Regions from separate parts of the Homo sapiens genome. Here region 1 is linked to region 2. A link is a loop called in an ENCODE intact Hi-C map of the cell type or tissue named here. Cell type or tissue: IMR-90. All regions are shown on one strand.

What was found. Hi-C counts contacts between places; a loop is a spot of excess contacts. Peaks named below come from ENCODE experiments on the same cell type or tissue, not always from the same donor. Only the 100,000 strongest peaks of a DNase experiment are listed, where the experiment ranks them.
Region 1: it touches region 2 in a loop (3-fold over the local background); 2 of 110 quality-filtered maps call a loop at or near these places.

What each region holds. Positions count from the first base shown.
Region 1 is chr1:190,954,059-190,962,058 of GRCh38, forward strand. No RefSeq gene overlaps it. Among named protein-coding and RNA genes, the nearest start is that of LINC01680, 270 kb to the right of the region's middle. In IMR-90, a CTCF peak has its summit at 3,737; no DNase peak of the experiment used is centred here.
Region 2 is chr1:192,306,967-192,314,966 of GRCh38, forward strand. No RefSeq gene overlaps it. Among named protein-coding and RNA genes, the nearest start is that of RGS21, 6.0 kb to the right of the region's middle. In IMR-90, a CTCF peak has its summit at 4,521 (motif pointing left); a DNase peak (open chromatin) is centred at 4,515; H3K27ac peaks cover 553 bases.

The DNA of each region.
Region 1 (8,000 bases), 1.4 Mb before region 2:
TTACAGAATGTACTCATTTCTCCATACCTTATCATTACACAAACAGGGCTCCATTACAATAACAGTGGATTATGGTGGAAGCACCTGCAATAGTTGTTCCAAGGAGGAGTATTCAGGGGTGCCCAAAGTCAACAGGTAAGACAAAAATAAAAGTACTGAAAGAATTTTAAGTCTGTGACAACTATAGCTATCGGAAACATTAGACAGAGACCACTGATAGCCGTATTAGCATTGTTGTCACATAAAAGACCAATTAATTTCAGTTCCTATTACACATATGTGTCATTTACAACAAGATGTTATAAGAATGCCAACAGGCAAGAAAACCAACAGTGTAGGAATAGACCAAACATCAGAATCAGACTACTGTAAAAGACATAATTTGGAATTAAATAAGAAATTTAAAATAACTAATGGCAAAGTAAACAACATAAAAAAACAGATGGGGAAGGTAAATAGACAGGTGAATATTCTAAGAAAAATATCAAAAAGAAGTACTAGCAACCAAAACACTGCAACAGAAATGAAATGAAGAAATACCTTTGATGGGTTCAGCAGTAGGCTTAATATGGCTGAAGAGAGAATCAGTGAGGTTCAAATAGAAAATTCCCAAAATTAATTAAATAGAAAATTCCCAAAATTAAAAATCATAGCGGGGAGAGGGAAAGAATGGAACCTCCAAGAACTATTGAGCAGTTCCAAAAGGTGTAACTGGAATGTCAGAAAGAGAACAGAAAATAAATCAGAATTAATGTTTGATTCATAATGGCTAAAAGCTTTCCAAATTTAATGATGGATACAGAAAGCTGTCTCTAAAACAAGCAGGATAAACAGCAAAATGAACGTGAAACGTCAAAACTTGGTGTATGTATTAGTTTGGAGGGCTGGCATAACAAACTACCACAGACTGTGGGGCTTAAACAACATAAATTTGTTTTCTCAGAGTTCTGGAAATAAAGGCAAGATTGGTTCCTTCTGATGACCATGATGGAAGGATCTGTTCCAGGCCTTTCTTTTGGGCTTACAGACAGCTTGCTTCTCCTTGTGTCTTCACATTATCCTTTTTTATTGATGTCTTTTAAAATTCCCCCTTCTCATTAGAGCTCCAATTATATTGGATTACAACCCACCTGAATCACCTCATTCGAACTTAATTAGCTCTGTAAATTTTTTTTCTCCAAATAAAGTCACATTCAGAGGTACTGGGGTTTATAGGTTAAACATATAAACTTGGAAGGGGGGGGACCAATTTAACCTATAACTACATACCATATTCAAGTTGCAGAAAACCAAAGGCAAAGAAAAAAATCTTGTAACAAGCCAGGGATGGGAGGACACTTTACTAGAAGAGAACAAATATAAGAACTACAAGGCATTTCTTGTCAAAAATTAGAAAAATACATAGAAAATATTTAATATTTTGAATAAAGCCCCTAGAATTATATAGCCAATAAAATTATTCTTCCTAAGTGAAGCAGAAATAAAGAATTACTCAGACACTCAAAAATAGGAAACTTTATCACTAGCAGACCTGCCACACAATAAATTTTAACAGTTTTTTTAGCTGAAGACAAATAAGAGTGGCCATAAATGAATCTACATATAGGATTGCATAGCATCAAAGACAGAATAGATTTAAAAAGTAATTTTGTGGTTCTTTATTTATATAATGATAATTGTTTATTAAAAACAATAATGGAAGTGATACATTGAATGATTCCAGTATACGAATACATGAAGTGAATGATAGGAATTTCACAAGGGACAGAAAGTAGGAATTTGGGGATATTCTGTTATAAGATACCTATACTCTGTGTGAAGTGGTACAGTGTTATTTGAACAAGGAATTAGTTACTTAAAAAATGGATATCGTAAATGCTAGGGCAACCATGATCATTTTTAAGTATGATTGGTAAGCTAAGAGGAGTTAAAATAAAATGATATAAAATCCTCAATTAAAATCATAGAAGTCAAAAAATGAGAGAGAAAATAAGAAACAAGGAACAAAAGCAAACAACAGTAAACAGTCACAAACATGGTCATCATTTATCTAGCTATATCAACAATTACTCTGAATGTGTAGAGTCTAAATATATCAGCTAAAAGATAGATCATAATTGTGGATTAATAAAAGAGATCCAACTATATGTTGTCCAAAATAAGTCAGATTTAAATATAAACATTCAGATAAATTAAAATAAAGGAATGGTGAAAGATATACCATGATAACATTAATTTTAAAAATGCTAAAATAACAATATTAATTTCATAAAAAAGGGGGGATGTTACATTAAAAGTAATAGCAAAAACTGCAATTACTTTTGCACTGACCTAAGATAATGATGAACAGTGCAATTATCAAACAAGACATAACAATGGAAAAAAAATACATGCATCTAACAACATAACATGAAAATATATGAGAAAAAAACGTTAGAATTGAAAAAAGAGATGTAACCACTACTATAGAGCAACATCAACATTTGTCTGTCAGAAATTAACAGATTAAACAGGAAATAATATTCGGTAAAGATATTCGACAAAAGCAGTTTTTTTGGGGAAAAATCCTTGAAACAAGCAATAGTCAAGCATCCTAAGGTAAAATTATTTTCTCAGTAATATTAAAATAAATATATCATAATTATACAGCATTATCTATTTATTATAGATAATTATTGAAGCAAATATATGGAGGGAAAAAAGTGGATATGAAAATAATCTCCCTCTACCATTGTATACAGTCATTTAGAAGGGTATGAACTTTGGGAAACATGCTTTTCTTTGCAACAAATAAAATTCAAAGAATGATTAAAAAATAAGGCATAATAATTTTATATATATGATATTTTCTAAATAACATATAATTTTAAAGAAATTTAATGTGTCTAGAGATTGAAATTTTATATATCTCAACTATGTATAGATATCAAAATACTTTCAACTTAATATGTACATTTTATTGAATGATTTTAAACTTTTAACATTAAAATTATCTATTTCATTTGTTAAATAGATCACTTTTGCATTCAGTAACCGAATCAGGGATGGTTTAGTAATTAAAATTGTTTTCCTGAAAAGTGCTACTACAATTATCATTAATTGTACTAGTTTATATTGGTAAATTATGAATGAGTATTGAAAGTGAAAGCTGAAAAGACATTAAATTCAGGCACCTGTATTCTATGTCAAAGAACTTATTTTTCTTTGATATGACTTCAAAAGTCTTTCATCTTCATACTTCACTGAGACTTAAAAGGACGTCATCGTGTGAGTGGAAATGTAAGTGACAGGTCTAATAAATTAGGAATATCCTTCTTACTACACTCCCCCTCATTTTTGACTGTGAAATTTCACTTCTTATTAAAATTTGTATTCTTCATAGTTGAATGGGAGTAACTGATTTTCTCTGAGTTGTATCTGCTTTAGAGATGAGCTATGCCAATAATTCTACTACTGAATAATGTCACTCATCTTTTTCTTGGAGGAGCATAGAGTTCTCAACATTTTAGGTTGGTTGGCTCAAGTCTCTAAAGTCTCTAATGATTTAATAAATTACCTTTCAAATAACACACTTCCAATATTCTGGACCATTGTATGGATGACAGTCTTCTCTACAAATAGTAAGTTTATGTACTTCTTTCTCTTCTTGAAATTTTAACAACTCATAATAGAAGATAAACTGAAACCAGTATTAAATACTCACACTAGAGGGAGTGAGGTTGCAGTATCTAGGCCTCTAGATAAATGGTTTTAGAGTAGTGTTTTACAAACTGTGTTTTGCAAAATCTACTTATTGGGCCTCAAACAACATTATAAAGTGAAATAAAATAGAACAGAAAATGATGGTATGAAATAGAATACAATTCAAATGAGAATGTATCACATCTAATCCATCTCAGTTTTTTTCTTTGTTTAGATATGTATGCATATCTATTGTATACATATCTAATGGTGTGTACTTTGGGTCATAATGTAAAATACATTTTCTTACTATGAGTTGTAGACAAAAATTTTTGAAGCCATTGCTCTATATCATGTGCTATACCTCTAGCCTTTGCTCATTAGGCCTAAAATAAATTAGAAGAACATCTGGCTCTAGAAAACAGATATTAAAACAATATATAAAGTGCTAAATTTATTCATCAAATTTGTATTTTCTGGGAACGGCTTTTGTATAATATAGTAGGAGAAGTAAGGAAAGTTTTTTAAATGATAATACCCATAGGCACATCGTGGTCTAGTATACACTTCTATGAATAGCATGGGGTGTTATAAAGTTTTCATTCATGTAATGTTTTATGAAAATAAATTTATCTTTCTGAATTTCAATATATTAGGCATCCTATGGGAATATTTCTTTTTTTTCTTGCTGCATGAGAAACTCATCAGATATTTAAAATAACAATATTGAATGACACTGCATAAAACTTCAATAAATATATTTGTATGTGTATTTAAAGTTACGCATACAATTTATCAAGAGTAAGCACCATTTTGATTAAGGCATTAACATCTTTTGATATACATCTTTTTAATAGTTAGTTATACTACTCTGAAAGGCAGCGGATTTCTTCACCAAGATCATATATCCTTCTGTCAAAATAAACCAAATTCTAAACTATTGCCAAGGTGAAGTTTGTCAAGTGTGGTGTTAAACCCAGAAATGAAACTGAGAGAACCGTATGCAATTCTCTAATTGAAAGAAATCATTCAGGCAAATGTAAATTTGAGGAAGAGCTAAGTTTTATTCAAATGGTGAAAAATGTGTTCAGAATCATAAAAAAAACAAGGCTAAAGGTATGTGATTTACCAAATATACGACTAATTTAAAATATTAGAAAAACTATACTTTAAAATATATATATTGTTTAGTTTGCTAAGCTGCAAAACAAGAAGCAGTCTAGGAACATTCTATTATTATCAATATTAATATTAATTATCAATAATTATATTAAATTACTTTAATATTATTCAGAAATTTGCAACGTTTCTCATTCATTTTGAATTAAATTTGACTGAGGAAACAAAAAGTCACACTAGAAGTATTAGTTTTTCCTTCACAGATACAGTAATAATTTTTGCATGCAGAATTTCATTTGTTCTCTAACAGTTTTTTGTTTTTTTTTTTTGAGACAGAGTCCTGCTCTGTCGCCTAGGCTGTAGTGCAGTGGTGCAACCTTGACTCACTGCAACCTCCACCTCCCAGGTTCAAGCGATTTTCCTGCCTCAGCCTCCTGAGTAGCTGGGATTACAGGCGCCTGACACCATGTCCAGCTAATTTTTTTGTATTTTTAGTAGGGATGAGGTTTTGCCATGTTAGCCAGACTGGTCTCAAACTCCTGACCTCAAGTGATCCACCCTCCTCAGTCTCGCAAAGTGCTGGGATTACAGGTGTGAGCCACCGTGCCTGGCCCTCTAATCAGTTTTGATAAAATTGTCTAGTTGAAACAAGTATATATTATTACTATTACCTTTTTTATGTAAACACTTTAGAAACTAGTATCCCAAGATAAAATTATTAAATTCACATGTGTATATATATATGTGTATATATATATGTGTATATATATGTGTATATATATATGTGTATATATATGTGTATATATATATGTGTATATATGTGTGTGTGTGTGTGTGTGTATATATATATATATATATTTGATGAATTAAAATTCTGTTAATTCTTTCATCCTGCAAAATAGATTAGTAGAGAAGAAGGCAGTATTAGTTTTCAGACATGACACATTTACAGTTGTGCAGCCTGAGTCAAGTTACTTGACTTATCTAAGCCAGATAATTCTTATGTATCAATGGCGGTCCTCATATTACCTACCCCATTGTCTATTGTAAGAGTTAGATGAAATATATAATACAAAACAAATATTTAGAAATATTTGTACAATGTGAGAGACAAATAAACACTACAAACTATTACTATTGCTGCCATGGATTTTTTTGTGTATGTAGTTACATGTAGTTTTATTGTTTAACTCTGTGTGCTTCTGTTTTGATCAAGTGTATTTTGCATATTCATAATTTTGTCTATTTGACTTCCCTTTGGGAAATAAACAGAGAAAGGGTTTCCTTCTCCCTTTCTGATGTCAAAAGAGAAAGAGTTGAAGTCCACCCAAAATAATTTGATATCTTCATTATACCTTTTAACTTTATGTGTGGGAATATGTGTAATGATCGTGTCCAATATTACTTTTACTGTTAGATTAATATAATGGCTGATCTACCACATAATGATAATCTTAGGAATTCCACCTTCCACATGCATGATGATGTGGACATGGAGAAATTTATGGCCAACTATGTTTTTACAATATGATTACCTTCCTTAGATATTGTTACTTGACCTATAGGAGGAACCCTGACTACATTTTATCCAGTGAGTAATTTTCCCAGGAATTGTGAATTGAGGCCAAGAAACAATATATGCTTGGGTAGCTTGACCAGTAATACATAAGTTTAGAAGCTTGAATATAGAAAGTGTATACGTATGTGAGGTATGAGTTTTATATATATATATATAAAACTTTGTTGCCTGAAGAAACAGGAGACTCTTTTCCAAGTAGAGTAAATGAAATGGAGTTGATGAACCGGAAGTTACAAACTAGAGTTTTTATACGGCCATTTAAACTGATATCCTGGTATGTTTCTGAGTACAACCCTATTCTTTTCCTTCCATTTCATGAATCATCCCTGTATCCTTAAAATGTACTCCAACTTTAGCTTGATCCAATTTGATTCTGTTTTTGCAAAGCAAATAGAATGTCCACATAGCAAAGTCCTCTTTATACAGCAATCTAGGAATTAACAAACTTTTTACATAAAAGTAGAAGTAATAAACATTTCAAAATTAGCAGACCACATCTTTTCTATGACAGATACTGAACGCTGACATTGTCACACAAATGTTAGCTATAGATGATACTTAAGTAAATGAGCATGACTGTGTTACAATAGAACTTAATTAATGAATACTGACATTACTTTTACGTAATTTTTATGTGTCACAAAATATTATTATTCTTTTGAGTTTTTTCTAATTATCAAAATGTGCAAATGGAAAACAAATAGAAAGTCATCAGACATGTGAACCATACAAAAATAGGTGGCATTTATGGAAAATACAGCCTCTCAAGATTGAGCCAGGAAGAAGCAAAAACCCTTAACAGACCAATAATGAGTAATGAAATGTAAACAGTAATCAAAAATCTCCCAAAGAAAGAAGCCCAGGATGAGATGGATTCATAGCTACATTTAACCAGAGATACAAACAAGAGCTTATACCAGCCTTACAGAAATTAAACAACAACAACAACAAAAATGAGAAGGGATGACTCTCTAACTCATTCTAAAAAAAGGAAGATCACCCTGGTATGAAAATCAGTCAAGCACCAACCAAAAAAGAAAACTTTAGGCAGAGATCACTGATGAACATAGATTAAAAATCCTCAGCAAAATACCAGCAAACCAAATCCAGCAGCACATCAAAAAAATAATAACTACATCATGAACAAGTGGGTTTTATTCCAGGGCTGCATGGATGGTTCAATGAACACAAATCAATAAATGTCATTCACCACATAAACAGAGTTATAAACAAAAACCATAAGATTATCTCATTAGATAACTAAAAAGCATTTGATAAAATTCAATATCCATTCATGATAAAAACCCTCAACCATCTATTCATCAAAAGAACACGCTTCAAAATAATAAGAGCCATACACCACAAACCCACAGCTAACCTTGTACTGAATGGGGAAAAGTTGAAAGCATTTCCCCTAAGAAGTGGAACAAGACAGAGATGTCCACTGTCACCATTCCTATTAAGCATTGTACTGGAGCAATGAGGCAAGAGAAAGAAATAAAATGCATTCAAATAGGAAAAGAGGAAATCAATTATCTCTGTTCACTGAGGTTGTGATTTTATACCTAGAAAACCCTAAAAACTCATCCAAATGACTTCTGTACTTAATAAATGACCTTAG
Region 2 (8,000 bases):
CAGTTGTTTTTCATGATAGGATTCAGATATCTACAAGAAACTGAATATAAAGAATTATCACCAGGAAGCATTTAAACACATAGGAAATATGATTCTTGATTTGATTTGTTTGGTTGTATATGTATATGGTACAGGGTACATGTAAATGTATATGGTACAAACACAGGCATTATATTGTTTTAATGACCCTTACATTTTTTGAAAAAGAGAAAAAAATAGAGTAAGATTCTCTCAGAATTAAGAGCTACTAAAAAGTTTGATCTGTATTCTAATATGCCTTATTATATCAGGTAAAAAACAAAATAAACTAAAAAGAAACAAACAAACCTGTATTCCATTGTGTTTCTCTCATAATGTTCTTTCAAAAATTTTAGAGCTTAGTTTTGTGCTTTAAATGGCTGTGTTTAGTGCAGCATCTCGAATAGAATAATCTCACTTCTGCCTTCATCACCACAGTCCTGTTCTTTCACCCACATAATATGATATAGACACTGGTTAAAAATGTAAATGAGTGAATGAGGAAAGCCTTCTGCCTACCTTGCAAAGAGTCTCAAGGAATCTTTTACTTGGAATAGTCAAGTGTTTATGAAGTGATAGAAAATGTATTAGTGTTATTCTGTTAACAATTATGAAAAGAGTAATCAGTTCGATTTCCAACTAAATATTTACTGAAGTGTAGCACATATACAGAAAGGTAGGCAAATTGCAATAATTTTATAAAGTACACATTCCTGTGTAAAACCATCCAGATCAAGGAAGAGAAAATTACCATCTTTCTAGAAGCCTCCCTCATGAACTCCTTCAGTCAATACCTCTCCTAAAGGTATTGCTGTTTCTGCCTCCATAGACTAGTTTTGACTGCTTTTGAACTTTATATAAATAAAATTAAATTATAATATTTACTTGTTTAGTTTCTTTTTGTATATGTATTTTGACACAGTGTGTTGCTGTCGCTCAGGCTGCAGTGAAGTGGTGCCTATCAGGGAAACCTGCCCCCAATATTTCAACATAGGTTCTTGCTATTTTCCCTAAGTGTTGGCTGGTCCATGAAATAAAAAGAAAGAGTACAAAGAGAGGAATTTTACAGCTGGGCCACCAGGGGTGACATCACTTATCGGTAGGACAGTGATGCCCACCTAAGCCACAAAACCAGCAGGATTTATTAAGGACTTCAAAAGGGGAGGGGGTGTATGAACCAGGGAGTAGGTCACAAAGATCACATGCTTCAAAGGGCAAAAAGGAGAACAAAGATCACATGCTTCTGAGGCCAATAAAGATCACAAGGAAAAGGGCAAAGCAAAGATCACAAGGTAAAGGGGAAAATCAAAAACTCCTGATAAGGGTCTATGTTCAGCTGTGCATGTATTGTCTTGATAAACATCTTAAACAACAGAAAACAGGGTTCAAGAGCAGAGAACCTCTCTGACCTCAAATTTACCAGGAAGTGGTTTTTTCCTCACCCTAATAAGCCTGAGGGTACTGCAGGAGACCAGGGTGTATTTCAGTCCTTATCTCAACCGCATAAGACAGACACTCCCAGAGCAGCCATTTATAGACCTCCCCCTAGGAATGCAATTCCTTTCCCAGGGTCTTAATTATTAATATTCTTTGCTAGGAAAAGAATTTATTGATATCTTCCCTACTTGCATGTCTGTTTATAGGCTTTCTGCAAGGAGAAAAATATGGCTCTATTCTGCCCGACCCCACAGGCAGTCAGACCTTATGGTTGTCTTTCCTTGTTCCCTAAAATCGCTGTTATTCTGTTCTTTTTCAAGGTGCACTGATTTCATATTGTTCAAACACACGTTTTACAATCAATTTGTACAGTTAGATACAATTATCACAGTGGTCCTGAGGTGACCTACATCCTCAGCTTACAAAGATAACAGGATTAAGAGATTAAAATAAGACAGGCATGGCCGGGGGTGGTGGCTCATGCCTGTAATCCCAGTGCTTTGGGAGGCCAAGGCGGGCAGATCACGAGGTCAGGAGATCGAGACCACCCTGGCTAACACAGTGAAATCCCATCTCTACTAAAAATACAAAAAAATCAGCCAGGCACAGTGGTGGGTGCCTGTAGTCCCAGCTACTTGGGAGGCTGAGGAACCCAGGAGGCCGAGCTTGCAGTGAGCCGAGATAGTGCCACTGCACTCTGGCCTGGGCAAAAGAGCGAGACTCCATCTTAAAAATAAAAAATAAAAAAATAAGATAGGCATAAGAAATTATAAGAGTATTATTTGGGAAGTGATAAATGTCCATGAAATCTTCACAGTTTATCTTCCTCTGCCACAGCTCCAGCCAGTCCCTCCTTTCGGGGTCCCTGACTTCCCACAACAGGTGCCATCATGACTCATTGCAACCTGTACCTCGTGGGTTCAAGCAATTCTCCTGCCTCAGCCTCTGGAGTACCTGGGACTACAGGTGCGCACCACCACGGCCTGGCTTTTATTTTCTTTCTTTCTTTTTTTTTTTTTGGAGAGACAGTGTTTCATCATACTGACCAGACTGGTGTCGAACTCCTGGCCTCAAGCAATCCTCCCACGTTGGCATCCCAAGGTGCTGGGTTTACAGGCATCAGCCACCGCACCCAGCCTCAATATAATCTGTAATGCATTCATGTTGTTGCATGTAGCAAGAGGTCATTCTTTTTCATTGCTGTATTCTTTGTATGACTATTCTACAATGTATTAATTCTTTCTTTCATAAATTCACATTTGGATTGTTTCTAGTATAGTGTTTTTACAAATAACACTGTAGATGAAATTCTGATGCATATCTTTTTTTATACATGTGTATATGCAATTGTTCTGGATAGATACCTAGGAAAGAAATTACCGGGTCATAAGGTTTGCAGATGTTCAGCTTTAAAAGATACTTCCAACCAGTTTTGCAAGATGGTTGTAACAATGCACACTTCCATCAAATCTGTGTGAGGGTTCCTGTTGCTCCACAGTCTTGTTTTTAAATTTTAGACATTATTGTGGGTATATAGTGATTTCATTTTTATTTCTCTAATGACCAATATTGGTGAGCATTTTTTCATATGTTTACTGACTATTTAATATATTCCCTATATATGCTGCATGCACAACTTCGGTCAGATTAAGTATTGCAAATATTTTCTCCAACTCTGTGTCTTGTATGTCCTTTCACCCAATTAGTTTTATTTTATTTATTTATTTATTTATTTGAGACAGAATCTTTCTCTGTTGCCCAGGCTGGAGTGCAGTGACATGACCTCGGCTCATTGCAAGCTCAGTCTCTCAGGCTCGAGTGAAACTTCCACTACAGCCTCCTGAGTAGCTGGGACTACAGGTGCTTGCCACCACACTGGAGTAATTTTTAAATTGTTGTAGAGATGGTATTTCACTTTGTTGCCCAGGCTAGTCTCAAACTCCTGGGTCAATGCAATCCTCCCACCTTGGCCTCCCAAAGTGCTGGGATCACCACACCCAGTTGAATTTATTTTTTTCAATTACTTTATACATAGAAAAAGAGAAAAAAAAACCTTCTTTACATGGCAACAGATAGCCATAGTAAAAAAAAAAAAGAAGATATCTTAAATTAATGATCTCTAGTAGGAGCTCAATAAATATATGTTGAATTAATCAATAAATGATGGCACACATTTTAGTTCTGTTCAATAAAACCCTTATCAAAATATTTTGCCTCATTATTTTGTCCAACATAGTAACAGCAATTTTCTAGAAAAAATAATCATGATCAGGAGAATTTTTAAATACCTCAGAGGCCTCTGAATTTCCCACTGACCAAAGAAGAGAAACATGATATCATTCTTGAAATTTTTAAACACCTGTTGGCAGGTATTTTTGAAACTATAAATCCATGTAAATATAACATATATTGTTTATTTTTAACATTAATTTTAATTCTGAAAGATACAATTAAGGAATTAAACATTGATAAAAATTATTAAGTAGTAGAACAAAAAATGGAAAACGATTGTATTTCATTGGAGGTACTTAGGACTTTGGAACGAGAATATTTACGTTAAAATCAATGTTCACAATCATTCTTAAAAGATATAAGATGATGACTACTCAATTACCATTTATAATTTAAAAAATAAAACTCTTTTCAAACTGCCTGGGAATTGTACTGGATTAAACTAAATTGATTGAAACCTGGATAAAAATCTCCATAGCAAGCATGAATGTGAATAAAACACTGTATGTACGAACAATTTCTTTTGCACTTTGAAAATTGCATGGTTGGAGGAATATACATAAATCTGTATAAACAAAGCAACCATTTAAAAAAGTCATTTTAATTTGAATACTTCTTATAGCCCTTAAATTTCAATAGTTTCAGTATATTAGGGAATCTATTAACATTTCGTCTTGTCAACTCTATCATGTCATAATATATGTTACTTCTCAAGGTAAAATAATAAAAAGGATCATTTAAGAAATGAGACACTCCTTAAAGACTAGCCTTTTAAGAGTGGCATAAAATAAGTGTATCTGCAATAATTTCACTCATATGGTCAACCACTGACATCTATTGGCAAAAGTAGGCAGGCAGGGTTTGGTTAACTTATGAAAGCAGATAAGTTTTTTTTTTTTGATTTTTTGTGGGAACATAGTAGATGTATATATTTATAGAATACATGAGATATTTTGATACAGGCATAGTTTCATTTTTTCATGAATATCCACAGGCTTTTCATTCCCCTATGCCATCCTTTCTCCCTAACTTCCCTCTCCCACTGAGTACTGCTTCCTTGACTTTTTATTTAGTGACCTCTCTCCAGTATTTTAATACTTCTAGACAATAATGCATTATCAAGGTGCCATTACATTAGCCAGCTTCTGGGGGTAACATATTTCATTTATACATTTAATAAATATTTTTAAGAATCTCTACATGCTGTAAACTGTTTTAGGTGCTATGATACAAAAGTAAACAATACAAACAAAAATCTAAGCTTACCTGGAGTTTTCCATTCAAGTAGTCAAGTAGTAAGAGAGAAAATAAACAGAAAAACAAAATAAATGGTATAGTATACCAGTTGGTAATAAGTGCTATTATATGTTATGGATAAAATAAACTAGGGAAGGGGGAAGAAACAATTAGGAAGGAGAAGCTGCAGTGTGTTAGCCATGTTAAGTGTACTGGTCAGAGAAGCCTTCATTTGACATTTAAGTAAATCAGGTGCAGTAGTAAGCCATGGGAATAGCTAACTGGGGAAGGAACACTCAGAAAGAAGGAAAAGCAAGTGTAAAGATGCTTAGGAATAAGGGTGCTTGGACAGGTAGGAAGGCAGCAAGTAGACCAATGTGACAAGAGTGGAGCAAGCAAATAGTTGTGTAATGGGAAACCGTATCAGCGAGGTGGATGGGGACATATTCTGTAGGGATGCTCAGGCCACTCCAGGACATGTTGTTTTTTGTTTTTTGTTTTTTGTTTTTTTTTTTTAGATGGAGTCTCACTCTGCTGCCCAGGCTGGAGTGCAGTGGCATGATCTCGGGTCACTGCAACCTCCACCTCACAGGTTCAAGCAATTGTCCTGCCTCAGTAGCTGGTGGCTGGGATTACAGGTGCCCGCCACTACACTCGGCTAATTTTTTTTTGCATTTTTAGTAGAGAAAGGGTTTCACCATGTTGGCCAGGCTGGTCTCAAACTCCTGACCTCAAGTGATCCACCCGCCTCGGCCTCCCAAAGTGCTGGGATTACCGGTGTGAGCCCGTGCCCAGCTGACACGGCTTTAACTCTGAGCAAGATGTAAAGCCAGGGGAAGGTGTGAGTTGAGGAGTGATATGATCTGACTTGCATTTTAAAAGTACCCCCCAATTGGCCACACTGAGAATACACTGCAGGATTAAAACCCAAAAAGCACAGAGGTAGCTCAGAGACAACTGTAGTAATCCAGGGAAGAGGCAGTTTAGACTTGAATCAATATAATGAAGATAGAGGTGAGTGCGTAAAGACATGATTATATTTTGAAAGTAGAATCAAATAGGTTTGATAAGTGAATGGAAGGGGGAAATGAAAGAAAAAGAAGGGGAAAAGAAAAAGACTGTTAACAAAGCCAAAATTATGTCCTCTCTGCAAGTAAAGATAAACCATAATGGGAAAGCCTGAGATTATTCTTTACTTTTTTGCACTTACATATGTGATAAGTTAATATAATAAAAGAATCTTGTAACATTCTGAACTCAAAGACACTGAATTACTCTTTCATAAGATTTTTAGGGCCATGGGTGTTACAAATGGAAAAGTCCATTATCTTTTCAAGTATATTTCAGATACATTACAAAACACACGATTTGAATTTATTGTAACACTATAGTATTGAATTGTTTCCCATGAGCATTTGATAAATATGTTTTCCAAAGCCTCTTCCTCAAGTCATAAGACATTAATTATTAGATCCCCATTTAACTATAAAATTCTAATTGATAAGACTACTTAGAAAAAATATGATATGACATTCTAATTAGAGCATCAATAATATATCCAGATTTAAATCACTAAGGAGGTATAGACCTTCAATAACATATTTCAATACTGTTTGTAATTTGGATGCTTGATTTATTTCAAAAGTGTCTGTTGGCTAAGTTAACTGATAGCTACCTCTGCATCAGTTATGAAATCCGGACATGCAATCAGCAGCTCCACATGAGACACTCTGGGTGGCACACTCTAATTTCCTTGTATTTCCTCCAACTCTTTTTATATATCTAAAATTGGCCATATATCTTCTGGCAAGCTATTGCTTTATCTACCATATACAGAACTTCTTAGAACAGTTCTAAATTCTATCCTTCAAAACATTTTCTTGAACTTCTTGGCAAAATAATTTTTATTCAAAAATCTATCTCTTTACTGTTTTTATTATACCTTTTCTTTTATGATATTGTTTCCTTAGACAATCCAAATTCATTCTTTCCTCACCCCAACCACTATATTCACTTTAACTTTATGTGCTTAAATTATTCAATTCTAAGTGAAGCTATCTTAGAAATCAATAAACTTAGTTTACAGAGTATTTCCAATGCAAATAATTGTTTAAAACTGTAGTGTATATGTGCATGTGTGTGTAGTCTTGTAAGAAGCATTCAAATTTTATTTTTCGTTTCTTGTTTCTGACCTTCCATTTCCAATATCTTTTGCCTCTCACTGGATTGTGAATGTGCCCTTTCCCTACATCTGAAAATCTTTCAACCTTCACCATTCATTCTAAGAATCAGCAATATGTTACGTTTTTATAGAACCTTTCTTCCAGGGAACAGAGAGTGTTTCACATATATTACCACATTCATCCTTAAAATTTCTCTCACAACACCCATAGCCCTGCTTAAACTATGATTCAGTTGAAACCTCAATCTGTATCTTTAGTTCTTTCTTCCTTGACTGCCTTTCCTATAAACTCTGTAAATCACATTTTTAGAATCCTGCATCTGTAGAAAATATGCATAATTCTATCACTCAGGTGACCTTTCTTTCTAACCCTGTGCTCAGAATTCACCATTTCTATTTCAAAACTTTGCCACAGGCCAGCTAGTAGGCTTTAGGTTACTAAGGTCTTACTACTTCTCTCTGTAACTTCACTTTTTCTTTGTAATAGTGAAATAATCTGACTTGATTATCATACTGTGATTACCTCCTTTTTTTAACTACGTCACTTAAATTTGCTCTAAACTACATTTGTGTCCCTTTTACACTTGACCTTAGCCAAAAGGCTGAGAAGTGATTGTGTATTTTAAATGTATTTTCTTTTTTCAATAATGATTAAAAATCATCTTCTAAATTTTATTTTTATGGTCATATGAAATTTAAGTATTAAAATAGTTTCCTTAGCAGTAATAGCTAACATGTGTTAATGTTTACCATGTAGTGATCACTTTGATAAATGCTTAGATGGTACCTCACTTAATTCTTACTATAATAGGTATAAGAACTCAATCCTATTTTCTATATATTACTGGTAGAAAAATAAAGGTTTTTAAAGGTTATCTTGCACAAGAATGTACAT